Linked DNA regions of Homo sapiens: region 2 is linked to region 1. A link is a loop called in an ENCODE intact Hi-C map of the cell type or tissue named here. Cell type or tissue: heart left ventricle. All regions are shown on one strand.

Evidence for each region. A loop is a pair of places that touch in the nucleus more often than their neighbours do. Peaks named below come from ENCODE experiments on the same cell type or tissue, not always from the same donor. Only the 100,000 strongest peaks of a DNase experiment are listed, where the experiment ranks them.
Region 2: it touches region 1 in a loop (2.7-fold over the local background); 25 of 110 quality-filtered maps call a loop at or near these places.

What each region holds. Positions count from the first base shown.
Region 1 is chr9:89,545,681-89,553,680 of GRCh38, reverse strand. LOC124902207 (a long non-coding RNA gene) reads right to left here and starts at 315. Exons shown (of 2, transcript XR_007061655.1): 1 at 1-315. RefSeq lists enhancers at 22-623, 3,589-3,758. In heart left ventricle, a CTCF peak has its summit at 4,445; a DNase peak (open chromatin) is centred at 4,440.
Region 2 is chr9:89,364,950-89,372,949 of GRCh38, reverse strand. It overlaps a transcript of SECISBP2 not described here and a transcript of SEMA4D not described here. Among named protein-coding and RNA genes, the nearest start is that of SECISBP2, 50 kb to the right of the region's middle. In heart left ventricle, no CTCF peak of the experiment used is centred here; a DNase peak (open chromatin) is centred at 4,679.

The DNA.
Region 1 (8,000 bases):
GCAGGTCCCAAGGCTAGGGTGAAGAGGGCTTCCGGAGAAGTGGACAGCAGGGTAGGGGCTGCAGGAAGGACACAGGGCTGAAAGGGTGGCTGCAAGACAGCACAGGGCAGTGCAAAGAAGGAGATGGAGGCTGCCTGGGCTCCCTGGGAGGGAAGGAGATGGTGGTGGGGCGGGCCTGGGGGCAGCTGCAGCCCTGTCACACCTGTAGAGATGAACAAAGAAAACCACTTTAGTTTGTTAATGTTTGAAGGCGTCCTCAAGATGAAAAAGAGTTAAGAGTTACTATTAAATACTGTAATTACGCGTTTCAAAAGCCCTCAGAATAGGGAATGAGGAAAACAGCTCTACACATCACTGTGCATCTGCGTGCAGGTTAATGCCTGCTGACAAGGACATTTCCGCTCCTCATCTGGGAGCAGGCCTTGACTATAGTCATCCAGGTTCCCAGCTCACCTGGGCATATTAGCATATTAACCTAGGAGAGAGAAGAGACAGGGCTGGGGCCCCTTCTGGTGCAAGACAGAGAGATCCTTCTACAGCCTGCACCCTCATCTCAGAGGGACAGCCCGTCACCTTTGCCCTACGGGAGGAACTCACACAGCCAGCAGGGGACAGACCCTGGCCTGATCCCACCCCCTGCCCACTCTACCTGCCCCCTTTCCAGATCACCCCAGCTGAGAACATCTGCACTAAGGCCATGGCTTTAGTGCACATCGAAGAGCACCCGGGGGGAATACATTTCCAGAATACATTTCCTAAAAGATTGCACAGGTTACATACATCCCGTTGCAGTGACACAAAGTCCTGAGGTGGCAGGGTCCTGACTGTTCCCTGGACTCATGGCAGTGACCCCCAGTGGCCCACACCTTGTGTCATTCCCTTCCCTTCCATGTCAGCAGGACCTGAGGCTCACTTGTAACTGATAAAGCAATGCAGAGGGGACGGGCTGTCCCTCTGAGATTAGGAGCGGGATGTAGAAGGCTCCCTCCGGCTCACATCATCAGGAAGCTCCTCCAGGTGGCCTTGCAGAACAAGCTGTGCAGTGAACTGTCCACGGAGAAGACCGCCTGGCAGAGCGTTCTCCGGCCCACAACCAGTGAGAAGTTGATAAAAAGATCTTTCAAACAGCTTTATTCCCCTGAATTTGAAGTCAGAGATAAAAGACACAATCCTGCTGGGCACAGTGGCTCATGCCTGTAATCCCAGCACTTTGGGAGGCTGAGGAGGGTGGATCACAAGGTCAGGAGTTCAAGACCAGCCTGGTCAACACGGTGAAACCCTATCTCTTCTAAAAATACAAAAAAAAGAAATTAGCTGGGCATGGTGGCAAGTGCCTGTAATCCCAGCTACTCAGGAGGCTGAGGCAGAGAATTGCTTGAACCCCAAAGGCAAAAGTTGCAGTGAGTGGCGATCACGCCACTGCACTCCAGCCTGGGTGACAGAGCAAGATTCTGTCTCAAAAAAAAAAAAAAAAAGACACAGTCCTAGGAGAAACAAAATCTACCAAAACTGACCCACACACACAAATAGAATACATGAATAGCCCTTTACCTGATAAAGAAATGAAATATATAATTCAAAACCCTCCCACAAAGATTACTCCTTAAGAGATAAATTCTTCCAGAAAGTGGTAATAGAGGAAACAGTTCCCACTCAATTCATATGGCCTGCATGATTGTAATCCCTGAACCCAACAAGAATGTGAAGAGAAAGGAAAATTGCAGGCTGATCTCTCTTACAAACAAAGGCATAAAATCCCCAATAACATATTAGCAACCTGAATCCAGCAATTTATAAAACAGGGATAACAGATCATAACTAAATTGAACTTATTCCAAGAATGCAAAGTTGGTTGAATATTGAAAAATCAAAGTATATTGCCATATTAAACAGATAAATAATTTTTAATTATATAAAATCATTTTAATAAAGGCAGAAAAGTATTTGATAAAGTTCCAGCTATTCATTGAGAAATAAAAATAAAATCCTAAGCCCCACAACTGAGTGAATGGACCCTTTCTTGGCCAAGGGGACCCCAGGGTTAAAAACTTCAGTGTTATAAAGATGTCAATTATCTAGAAGTTGATCTGTAAATTCAATGTGATTCCAGTCAAATTTCCTGTGTGTGCGTGGGGTGGGGGGTGGGGGGAATGGGGTGTGTGTGTGTGTGTGTGTGTGTGTGTGTGTGTGTGTAAAAGCTGAGGGCCGGGTGCGGTGGCTCACACCTGTAATCCCAGCACTTTGGGAGGCCGAGGCCGGTGGATCGCGAGGTCAGGAGATTGAGACCATCCTGGCTAACATGGTGAAACTCTGTCTCTACTAAAAATACAAAAAATCAGCTGGGCGTGGTGGTGGGACCTGTAGTCCCAGCTACTCCGGAGGCTGAGGCAGGAGAATGGCATGAACCCGGGAGACAGAGCTTGCAGTGAGCCGAGATCACACCACTGCACTCCAGCCTGGGCGACAGAGCAAGACTCCATCTCAAAAAAAAAAAAAAAAACTGAGTTTCCGGCCATGACGGGATGAGAGGTCAGACCCACCTGAGTATGCCCCCTTCCTTATTAATCTTTAACCAGAATTATTTCCTAAGGAATAAGCAGAAACCAGCTCTGGAAAACAAGAAACAGACAATCATTAGCCAATCACCTCAGGCCTCAATCAAATGATCTCTTGCTTTTGTGCGTTCGACACAGCTGACAAACATCCCTTTCTGAAAACTGACCACCATCTCTTGACTAATTTGGGTCAATTTACGGAGAACTCTCAGTGAGAGTTTTTTTGTTCTCCATTTCACCTTTAGACATCAGAGAACCTAAAACTCCATCCTTGGATGGTGCTAACACTGCCCATTTTAAATATGTGACCAGTGAAGAGGTGTGAAGCTCAACTGTGTATTTTTACCTTTCATGAATATTCGTGACTCCTCCCATAGCGTGCTGAATATGCATACTTAGCCAGCCGGTTCAGCATGAATTCCTGACTTACTCTTCCCTCCCTCCAAGCACTTGCTCTCGGTGTGAAGGCTGTGCTTCCCAGCCTGCAGGATGGCCGATCTACGGGCTGCAACCCTTTATGAGAAATAAAGCTCTCCTTTCCAAATTGATGAACCTTGTGATTCTCTTCAGTTTGCATCATGTTTTTTTTTTTTTTTAGAAATCGTAGAAAAGTGGAAGTAGGACAGTTCCTTTAACTGATAAAGGGTAATCATAAATGTGTATTTAATGGTAAAATGTTGAAATCCTTTCTTCTGGGATTGGGAGGAAGACGGATGCCACTCTTGGCACTGGTGATCAGCACTGTGCAGAAGCCCATAGCCAGAGAATGGCAAGAAAAGGAATAAAGGGTGCAAGGATTGGAAAAGAAGAAATGAAACAATCAGTAACGTGAGTAGTACGATTGCCTAGGATGAAAATCCAAGAGGGTCGATGGGAAAATTGTTAGAATTTGAAAGTACGTGTAGCAAGTTTCCCAGATAAACATCAAAATTCAGAAATCAGTTATACATCTTCATACTAGCAACAAAGAGAGAATTATTTTAAAATATATCATTTATGATTATACCAAAAATATCAAATGCTTGGGAATAAACTTGATGAAAGATGTGCAAGAGTCTATACAGCAAAACATAAAACAACATTAAGAAATTTTCAAAAGACCTAAATAAATGAAGAGCTATACCATGTCTACGGATGAAAAACTTCAATGTTATAAACATGTCAATTCTCTAGAAGTTCATTCATAAATTCGGTGTGATTCCAGTTAAATTTCCATTATGTGTGTGTGTGTGTCATGTGTGTGTGTGAAACTTGACAAGCTGATTCTAAAATACATGAAAATGGAAGAGCCAGGACATTCAACAAGGTTGGAGGACTTGTTCTAGTGGACATCAATTTATGATATACGCTCAAGAATTAATCCAATGTGATATTGGCTCAAGGATAAAAAAGAAAATCAGCCAATGGAACAGACTAGAACACCCAGAATGATATCACAAAAATATGATAGTTGATTTCCGAGGAAGGTGGTCCCACAAAGTGGTGGGGTCTTTCCAAGGAGTCCTGTGGAAACACTGAGATCAGATATGACCCTTGGCCACTGCCTCCCACAATTCCAGGTACACTGAGAATCTATTTGTAAAAGGCAAAACCCTAGAGCTTTGGGTTACTTTTAGAAAGTAATGTAGAATGTCTTTGAGACTCGGCAAAGACTTCTTAATCTGGATGTAAAAAATTCTAACCATCAAAGAAAATACTGAGAAATAAATATTTCTCATAAATACTACATTGAAATGAAAAGTTGTATGTATCGAAAGAGACTATGAAGACAGCAAAATGGGCAAAACTAAATAGTAGTGTTTAGAGATGGTGCTGAGAGGGTAGGGTAATAAGGGAAGTGGGAGGGGATGACCGTTCCCAGCTGAGCAGCTGGAGGGGGATGAGGAGCTCGACAGGCAGGGGGCACCAGAGAGCAGGAGAGCTCTCGAGGCTGGCCACATGCAATTTCCTGAACTGAGTGGTGTTTATATGAAGGTTTGGTTTATAACAATTAACTAAGCCATAACTCATATGTTTTCTGAGCTTTTCTGAATAGGTAGCATATTTCACAACAGAAAGAAGTAAAAATACCTACATAAATATTTAATTATTTTAGAAATCCACTTGGACAGTTTAAGTGGATTGGTTTTTTGAAATGGATGGTAATGATATGTGAGCTGTGTATTTTTTTATTCATTATTTTTTGTGAGGAGACAGGGTTTCACTCTGTCACCCAGGCTGGAGGGCAATGGCATGATCTCGGCTCACCGCAGCCTCCACCTCCTAGGTTCAAGTGAGTCTCCTGCCTCAGCCTCCTGAGTAGCTGGGACTACAGGCATGCACCACCCCACACCCAGCTAATTTTTCTGCTTTTAGTAGAGACAAGGTTTTGCCATCTTGGCCAGGCTGGTCTCAAACTCCTGGCCTCAAGTGATCCGCCCGCCTCAGCTTCCCAAGGTGCAGGGATTATAGGCGTGAGCCACTGCACCTGGCCTGTGAGCTGTATTTTTTTTTTAAAAAGAAAAGGCTCTGCAGGAGCTCATGGAGGAGAATGTGCTGTTTCTTCAGGCCACCCTATTACACTCGGGAAAGGTGCTCATGCAGCAACTCAGATTCAGCACCTGCATTTAAAAGCCTCTTGCCTCATTTATGTCTGTCTGCCTGGTCTCTGCAACGACTTTGCTGAAATAAGCATCAGCTCATAAAGTCAAACATGCCTATTCATGACTGCTCCACCCTGCGCCGTGCAGACCGCGATGAGACACCCATGTGTCCTGGAGATACAGCTCAGCAAGACACAGTGACAGGGAAAGTCATCTGACGAGGGGAGTTCTTTTCCTTCATGTCTAATTCTTCCAGTCAGGTGGCAAAATAGTCAGTGAAGAGGAACAACACAAAATGAAAAATTCCATTCTGCACAGTGGAAAAATTCAGTGTTTTCAAGGACACTATGACCAAGCAGGCCAAAGGGTGCTGAGCAGAAGCAGAAGAGCCCGTGGGAGCTGGGAATAGCCAGGTTGGTGAACCAGTGGACACCCACGTCTCTGCATGGAGACCAGCCTTCTAGGAACTGGTCCAGTTGTTTACTGTTTGGGGCAGTCAGATGTCCCTGAAAGTAGCTCTAAAGCTGGGAATAAAGGTCCCAGAGCAAACTACTCAGTGAAGAACCCCCTGAAAAATTAACACAGAGAACAGCCTTGCTCAGCCCCTATGTGCAAAATGACTTGGTGAGCTTCAAGAGCAAGGGATTGCAAGGACTTGGCTGATGGTTCCATGATACTTTCATCATCTCCAAAAGCCCAGTGGCACACACAACCACAAGGCTCAAAGAACAAAGCCAACGTTTACTTGGCTCTGAGTTCAAATTATTTTCCAAGCATTGGGTAGAGGATGGAAAATAAATATTTAATTTTCCTTTATATTTTAAGGGAAATAAGCATTCATGAAAGTTACTAGAACCTGAGATAACAATGCATTACGGGCCAGGCACGGTGGTTCATTCCTGTAATCCCAGCACTTTAGGAGGCCAAGGCAAGTGGATCACCTGAGATCAAGAGTTTGAGACCAGCCTGACCAACATGGTGAAATCCCGTATCTACTAAAAATACAAAAAATTAGTTGGGCATGGTGGCAGGTGCCTGTAATCCCAGCTACTCAGGAGACTGAGGCAAGAGAATCACTTGAACCTGGGAGGCAGAGGTTGCAGTGAGCCGAGATTGTGCCATTGCACTCCAGCCTGAGCAACAAGAACAAAACTCCATCTCAAAAAAAAAAAAAATGCATTACATAGGGAAATCATTGTTTAGATTTCCCTTGCTATAGAAGAAACTGACATCATAGTTCCTTTTAAAGTGTAACCCTGAAAAAGACTGGCATCTGTAACAATTTAAAATATAAAAAAGAAACATATGTAACTTTTTTAAAAAGATATACAATAACAAGTGTTGGTGAGGATATGGGGCAACTAGAAACATCGCACATTGCTGATGAGAATGCAAATTGGTGCAGTCACTTTGGAAAACAGTTTGGTAGTTTCTCTGAAAAGTTAAATATAAACTTACTGTATGAGCCAGAAATTTCACTCCTGGGAATCTATCCCAAAAAAATAAAAACATTCATCCACACAAATATTTGTACATGAATGTTCATGGCTTCATTATTCATAATATTATTCGTAATGTACTTGTCAAGTCAAAGCAAAGGAAGGCATGTGCAAATTATAAGATGATTGTAATTATAAATTATAAAGTGATTATGATCTATTTAAAATATACTTTTTAACAAGGATACAAACATGGGAAGGGAAACTCCCCATTGATTTTAACTGAAGTGATACCCAAGAAGGAGGTGCTCCATGAATACGGATGGCAAAATCATATTTAGGAATATCAAAACATGATTTAGAAAATCAGACAGAAAATATACTGAAGAAGAGTTAAAATAAGTAAGCAACCATCTCTCTGGGGATAAATAATCTGAAAGCTGATATTTCATGGAAACGCTTGGGAACTTGTCTGGCCAATAAAATCTTGAGACGGCAATGGCTGTGGTGACATGACTGACTATGTTTTCTAGGAAATAAAGAAGAGTAGACTGACATATTCGGAAGAGAGGAGGAGTAAAGAAGGCAAGAAAAAGAAAGAAAGAAAGAAAGAGATAGAAAAAAAAGAAAGAAAGAAAGAAAGAAGGAAAGAAGGAAAGAAAGAAAGAAAGAAAGAAAGAAAGAAAGAAAGAAAGAAAGAAAGAAAGAAAGAAAGAAAGAAAGAGAAAGAAAGAAAAGACAGGTTTAAAAAGACAGAAAGAAAGGAGAGGAACGAGCACAGTGACTCACACCTGTAATCCCGGGACTTTGGGGGACTGAGGCAGGAAGATCACTTGAGGCCAGGAATCCGAGACCACTTTGGACAAAAGGACAAGACCCCATCTCTTCAAAAATAAAATAAAATAGCCAGGAGCAGTGGAGTGTGCCTGTGGTGCCAGCTACTCGGGAGGCTAAGGCAAGAGGACTGCTTAAGGCCAGAAGTTTGAGCCTGCAGTGAACTGTGATTGCACCACTGCACTCCAGCCTGGGCAACAACGCAAGACCCTGTCTCTTAAAAAATAAATAAATAAGAAGCAGAAGAGGAAAATGAAAAAAGAAAAATAAAATAAACGCTCTACAGAAGTTTGCAACAGCAAAATAAGTGATTGCAATAGCACAAGAGACAGCAGGGTTAAGGTAGATGGAATGATACTATATTCACATCTTATACTTTATGTGATGTGGCACACCATCACTTTATGTGGACTGTCTTTCCAGGATGCCATGTACAGGCATGCAAAGCCTTTGGTTGAAGGTAAGGATGCATATTCTAATTCTAATGTTTGTATCCCCTGTAGGTCTATTTCTATATTGGGTTGTTTCTGCTTGTTCTTATTAATGTTACCTTGTCTCCTCCTGTGTTTGACTAATTTCTATTCCAGACA
Region 2 (8,000 bases), 180 kb after region 1:
GGAAGTGGAATTATCAGTGGAAGATGATACGGAAAGATCCACTGATGGCCCTGGCACAGGCCAGCCTTGTCCCTGGGGCAGGATGGGACGGTCCTGAGAAGGCCCTGGGACACCCTAGGGGTGTCATAGTGGGAACTATGCCTTTGCAGTGCCCAGGTGAGACAGCACATGGTGTCACCCCAAGCATGGTACCCTGGGCTCAGTGACAAGAGGGGTGGGCAGGTCAGGACTGCACTGCCTTGGGGCCCGTGCCCTGGGAGCCGCTAGCCCTATGATCCTGAGTCCTGGGGGACTGAGTGCATCGGCAGGGCCTGGAGCAGCTGGGAGTGGCCGACTGCCTCAGTGTGCACTGTGGCCGCACAGGAGGGACAGCGGCCTTGAGAGTGTTCAGAGCTGTTGCACAGCCATCCTGCACCGCGTTGGCCCTGGGATGGACTGCTGTCTAAGCTTTGTCATGCGGCTAGCAATGCACATTTACTATAGTCAGTCACCCTGGTACCAGCCGTGAAGGACGGGCAGGGACACACACACCACACCCCAGACACACACACACCCCCGACACACCACACCCCAGACACCACATCCCAGACACACACCACACCACACCCCCCCACACACACCTCAGACACCACACCCCCGACCCACACCACACCCCATACACACCCCCGACACACACCACACCCCACACACCCACCACAGCCCAGACACACCACACCCCAGACACACACCACACCCCCCAGACACACACCACACCCCCCACACACACCACACCCATCACACCCCCCACACACACACCCGACACACACCACGCCCCCCAACACACACACCCCACACACCACACCCATCACACCCCCCACACACACACCCGACACACACCACGCCCCCAACACACCACACCCGACACACACACCCCAACACACACCACACCCCAGACACACACCACACCCCAGACACACACCACACCCCAGACACACACCACACCCCACACACACCACACCCCACACACACCACACCCCACACACACCACACCCCACACACCACACACATACCACACCCCAGACACCACACACATCACACCCCCCCACACACACCTCAGACACCACACCCCCAACACACACCACACCCCAGACACACACACCCCCCACACACACACCCCAAACACACCCCGACACACACCACACCCCCCACACACACACCACACCCGACACACACCACACCCCAGACACACACCACACCCCAGACACATCCCACACACATCACACCCCACACACACACCCCAGACACACACCACACCCCAGACACATCCCACACACATCACACCCCACACACACACCCGACACACACCACACCCCAGACACACACCACACCCCAGACACACACCCCCCCCCACACACCACACCCCAAACACACCCCCACACACACACCACACCCCAGACACACACACACTACACCCCAGACACATCCCACACACATCACACCCCACACACACACCCCAGACACACACCACACCCCACACACACACCCCAGACACACACCACACCCCAGACACACACCACACCCCAGACACACATGCCACACCCCAGACACACACACCCCAACACACACCACACTCCAGACACACACCAACCCCACACACACCACACCCCAGACACACACACCGTCACACACCACACCCCACACACATGCCACAGCCCACCCCACATACGCACCCTACCCCAGACACACACCACACCCCACACACCACACCCCAGATACACACCACACCCCCCCCACACACACCTTATACACCCCAGACATAACACACACCCCACACCCCAGACATACACACCACACCCCCCCACACACACCTTATACACCCCAGACATAACACACACCCCACACCCCAGACATACACATACCCCTGACACACACCACACCCCACCCCAGATACCACACACCCCACACCCCGACATACCCCTGACACAGCTCACCCCAGATACACACCCTACCCCAGATACACACCATACCCCAGACACACAACACCCCCCCAACACACACCATCCCAGTCACATGCCACACATCCCAGACACACACCCCACACGCCACATCCCACACACACACGCCCGACACACCGCACCCCAGACACACACCACACCCACACACATGCCACACCCCACACATACACCCCACCCCACACACACATCACACCCCTCACAACCACACCCCACACACACACCACACCCCACAAACTACATAGACTATGCTAGCCACATACCACACACCAGACACACACACCACACATGAGCATGACGTATACCGCACACATGCCATGCACTGTACCCCCCCACACACATCCCAGACACACATACCACACACACTACACAGACCACACAGCAGACATACCACACACCAGCACCACACCCCCTCACACCACATGCCACACACACCACATGCCAGCATCACACACACACCATACCTCCTTCATACACACCACACACACAAACCAGACACACACCTACATACCACACACCACACACCAGCCACACACCACAAACACACCACACACACCACACGCCACGCATATATCAGATACACCACATACGTACAGATACACCACAATATACACCACACGACACATGTACCACAACACACACACACGACATAACACGCACACACATCACAAACACAATCATGTCCACCACACAACACACACACCATGTGCATGCACACAATAAATGCACAGCACAAAACATCACATACACCAAATCACACACACCACACACACATCAAACACCATACACACAGACCATGCATACTCACTGCACATGTGCACACATACCAACACACACCACACACACACACTGTACACACACCTAAAACCACCCCCATACACACCATACCAAACACAACCACTCACACATGCACCACACACAGCACAGCATACAACACACATCACACACACACCAATCATACCACTGTTACACACACACCACCACACATACTGCACACACCAAAGCACATACACACCACATAGACACATGCACGCTACCCACACCACACCAATCACATCCACACATACACAACCATACACACACACACACACATTGTTGACTTAGGATCGTTTCAACTCACAGTGGGTTTATTGGGATGCAGCCCCGTGGCAAGTGGAGCAGCATGTGTATTGACAAGGGGAGGAAAGCCGTCTGGAGCTGGTGAAGTAAAGTTAGCATGCAGCCGAGCTCTGCTCGTCTGAACTGATGAACCCAAGTTCCTCATGGATCACTCAGAATACAGATGGGTGAAAAAATAACCCCACCACCCGTGTGCCAGCACATAGCGCATCTGGCATACAAACGTAAGGATCAATAGCGATGAATGGCGATGGGTTGTGTCTACATGCAGATACAAATCATGCACTTGTACATTAGTGTGCACACACAGAAACAGATCGATATAATTTTTTAACCAAAGTGCAGTCTTTACCCTGTCAGGGCCCTGCCTTCACCTCTGCCAGGACTATCTTCCATGTCAAGTTTAGACCCGTGTCATTTTCAAAGCTAATAATGGTTCCCCCATACTTTAGGCAGCATTTAGATATTTGGATTTGGGATGGCCTTTTATGTTTTAACTACAGTGTTAGAAATCAGAGCCCTTGGAACCACTGGGATCAGAGGGCAGCAGCAGAAGGCGCCCTTGGTCCTCTTTGAGGGGCCCAGGGCTCTGGAGAGGGCCCCCGTTCCTAGCAGCCACAGTGGCCTGTTGGCACGCATGTGTGTGTTCCAGCTGCTCTGTGACATTTCCCTTTGTTTCAGACTCTTGAAAGGCCACGGCCGTCGTGGGAATTAGTTGACCTTGTGTGTTGGGCCACCCTTGCTGGACAGGACAAGGTGGTGCTATCAACTCCCTGTGCTCTGAGGTCCTTCGCATGTTAGATGAGGCAGCTTCACCAGAAACTATCCATGTCTCTTCTGTTATCTGGGATAATTCCACGTGCCTTTACAACACAGCTGTCTGGTTACCTGGGGTCTGGAAATGCCCTCGGTGCCTCAGTGGTGCCTTCCCACAGGCCCCCCATGGAGCCAGGCGATGCCTACAGATGCCTCAGTGGTACTTTCTCAGGTCCCTTTGCAGAGAAGAGGTTCAGGATTCCTGCCCACATTGATAAGGCGGCTTGGCCAGTAAGTGGCAGGCATGAACAGGTGCATTCCAGAAGCGCTGGGGCTGGTCCAGTGCCCTGAGTGGTCTAGAGCATACCAGAGTGAAACGTTAGGCTGCGTCGGCCTGGTGACTGTCAGGGAGATGAGGACTCAGAGAAGGGAGCTGTCAGAATTGCTACCTATGTGGCAGGGGTCTCACTCTCTCCTCCCTCCTCTTGGGGCCCCTGGCTACTCTGTGACTTCAACAGAGGACAGAAAGGATGACCAACAAGGCCTCAGGGCATACCCCCAGCTGCACTGTCCTTGTCCCCAGAAGGGTCCCCAGAGTCTGGGAGGGAGGAGGGGCCATGGCCAGGATTAGAAAAGACCGTGCCCCAAGGAGAGAGCACAGAGATGGGCCAGGGAAGCAGTGGGATCCTCGGGAAAAGAGGCTGGGAGCAGGTGTCCGGGTGAGGCCCGGGCAGCGGGTACAGGCAGGGACAAGCCAGGAGTCCCATCATGGAAGACATGATGGCCAGCGGCCAGCACTGTGTGCAGAGAATGGCCCCTCTGGGGATGTGCCCGCTGCCCCATTAGTTGCAGGAAGGCCACCTGGATGTGAGTTTGGGAGATGGGCTGGCCCCGAGGCAGCCAGCCCTGAGGTCAGAGTGGGCCACATGCATGGGGATGCCGGGAGGACACAGAGGAGTGCTGCAGGAGATGGCAGTGGGGGCACTTTCCAGGATGGGCCCGAGCAACTCAGTCACTGGGTGGATGTCTCACCACCCCTCCAGGCCTTCCTCAGGGCGAGGCCACTGCCCAGAGGGCACCTGGTTTGTCGCAGAGTAGAATCAGCTCCATATTTTGTAATCACATCCACGAAGCTCTGAAGCCATGGTGGTCCTGGCACCAGCTGGCTCCGTTAGAGGCTTGGGGTGGGAGTGAGCAGGTGGGAGGTGCCCCAGTGACAGGCTGAGTGCTGGAGCCCAGGCTGCCAACAGCCTCCCCAGACTCCTGAGTTGATGTAATAAACCCAGCCCTGGTGAATAAACCTGGCCCTTGCTTATACCAAGGTGATCAGTCTTCTCACGACAGTCCTAGCTGTAGGAGAAAGATCATTACCTACGGCATCTGCCACAGCAGTTAATTTGCCTTCAACTTAAGCTAGTTGCAGTGACAGGAAGGGCCAGGGGGAAATATCTGTCCTCAGGACCTCTACCCTAGATCCTTGTAAGCCACAACAACTTCCCTTCTTTGAGGGCGCGACCAGTGTCACCTGGCTCGCCACTGGGAAGAGCCAAGGCACATCCAGGTTGGTGGCTGCTGAGCCCCACAGCATCAGACCAGCCTCTTGTCCCCACCCCACAGAGGCCAAGGGGGTGATCTGGGAGTAGCACCCCAGCCTGGCCGCTCTCTTGAGGTAACAGGGTTGGATGGTTAGGGAGCTTGGAGCACTGGCCCAAGCAAGAAAACAGTGGTGTTTTCAGGAGGCCCTGCTGGGAGATGGAAGACAGCTCCCCACTGGGGGCCTAGGATTCCAGGAGCTCCCCAGCAGTCCTCCGTGGGACATACGTGGGTTTGCACCTGCTGCCCTGTCCCGCTGAGGGTGCGGTGCTGATGGGGTGGCCCTGCACACTGATGGTAACTCTCACTTTCCCTCTCTCTCATGCATTCAGAAAGAGATGGATAGTTTAAAAACGAATACATGGAACGTAAGTACTTCTTTAACATCTTTAATGTCTTATGATGATCAAGCATGTATTTAAATAGTATTTACTGATGCCTGTTAGCAGTGGTAAGCACGTGTCTGTTTCTGCTCACACCCCAAGAGTGTAGAGCTTTGAGGGTTTTGCAGTCAGTGGTCCCATGATGGGGCGTTGGGTGATTAATCCAATCCAGCTTAGGCCACCCAGATTCTTAGTCTCAAGGGCTTGGTCATGAGAACCTTCCAGAGGCTCCTGTGACTCAGTGACTCCAGTCCCCTGGGTGGTTCTTGGTGCAGGTCACATGAGGGAGGAGACCGGGCTTTTATAGAACTCACTTCACTGTCTGTTCAAAGAAAAGTGTTACTTGATCATAACAGCTCAAAAAAATCTGTTTCTTAAAATGAGATTTTACCTGGATGCCCATCAGCTGGGAAAGGGAATATCTATTCCCCAGTTGATGGGCACCTAGATGTACATAGAGACATATGTTTGTACATCTATGTAATATGTACTTATATTTGTAGATAGATACATGGAATTATCTGTGGCCAGAGTCCAAAACATTTTGAGTGGGAAAAAACAAATTATAGAGTGTTAAGTTTTGTTTTTTTTTAAATTCTGCACAAAAACCAAACCTGTTCACAAGGGCTTGTCCACCAGGCCAGGGCCAGATGGGCCGCCAGGCAAAACAGTTTTGGAGCACCTTCTGAATTTCCTTGAGTTTACAGAATGTTTCCTTCAAAGTAACACTTTTATAAAAAATTATTATTATAAAAGCAATGCTTGTTTGTTATAAGTTTGGAAACTCCAGGGAAGTATAAAGAAAAAATTTAAACAATCCCAAATTTAACCATCCAGAGGTAGTTACCACCAGCATCCCAGCCATTTTTGGGCCATGACTATCTACGTTCACACATGTATACATGGGTGTGTACATATATGCACACATTCCTAGATATTGTTTCACTTATTTTTCTGTGTTGCTGAATATTCTTCGATGGCACTTCGAATGAGTGACTTGTGGCCCCCTTCTTGGACATTTCCCAACTCCTCACTGATAGAAACAGGGCTTCACTGGGCCCATCCTTGCCTCGGGACTCATTCCTAGGACTGCCCAGCTAAAGGGTCTGAGCTTGGTCAAGTCCTTGGGAGGAGCATTCTCTGGTGATCCTGGACAGTGGGGAATTGTTGACCAAGAGACCGGACAAAGATGAGCAGATGCCACAGTCAGTAAAGCAGGGAAAATGCATTACTAAAGTCAGCTTCATTAAACTGGCGATCTCTTCTTTTCAAAAGTCCAGCATGTGCCACAGAAATGGAAAGCTCTCTGGCCACTACTGTCCTGCCCAGGGAGGGGAGCGTGGGTCCACCCACACCATTTAATACCTGTAACTGGATGCACCTCTGCCCCTACACCTGAGAACAAGGCCAGTTTTTGTGTGTGCAGGTACTTTGGACTCTTTTGGCTCTGGAATTTGTTTTACCTGCTCAGTGTTCTGAACTCCTTCCTTTTCACTACTAAGCATTCTCCATGAAGCCACACTTCATTTTGTCATTGTGAGGTTGATGGACATCTAGGGCAAATCTAACTTCTAAAGACCAATTCTTACGAGGTGTCATGGTCAAGCAGAGGCCATGGCCGGCACTGGTCTAGGTGGCCCATGGCCCATTTGGGGGCCTTGGTGGGCCTCGAGGAAGGGCAGGTGCTGGTCAGGGAGCCGGGTCGCTAGGCAGCAGGTGGGTGTCACCCCAGTCCACGCTGCTGGGGTGCCTGGCCTGATGCAGGCTGTGCCTGAGGGAGACAGAAGCAGCAGAGTAGGCTGGCCGGCCTCCCCAGCCCCACCACAAGCAGGAGCTTCAGAGACAGAAGGAGCACCTGCACCCCCTCACCTGCCCTCCAGGGCCTGGCCTGGCCCTCCCAGCTCAACTCCAGGGTCTGTACGCTCTGGGGCTGGAGCTTAGTGGGACTGTGGCCCCCCTCAGCCCTTTCTGCATTTGAGTGGAAGCCAGTGTGCGAAGCAGATCAAAATGGATGTGCTTGTTTTTCCTTCAGTAAGAACAGGGAGTTGAGCCTGTCCCAACATGGCCAGCAGCCCCTGGAGGGCCAACAGACTTCACGAGCAAGGAAGGCCGGGAGGTGACCTGCTGACCAGAACTTACTTGTGCCCCTCCCCCCCGC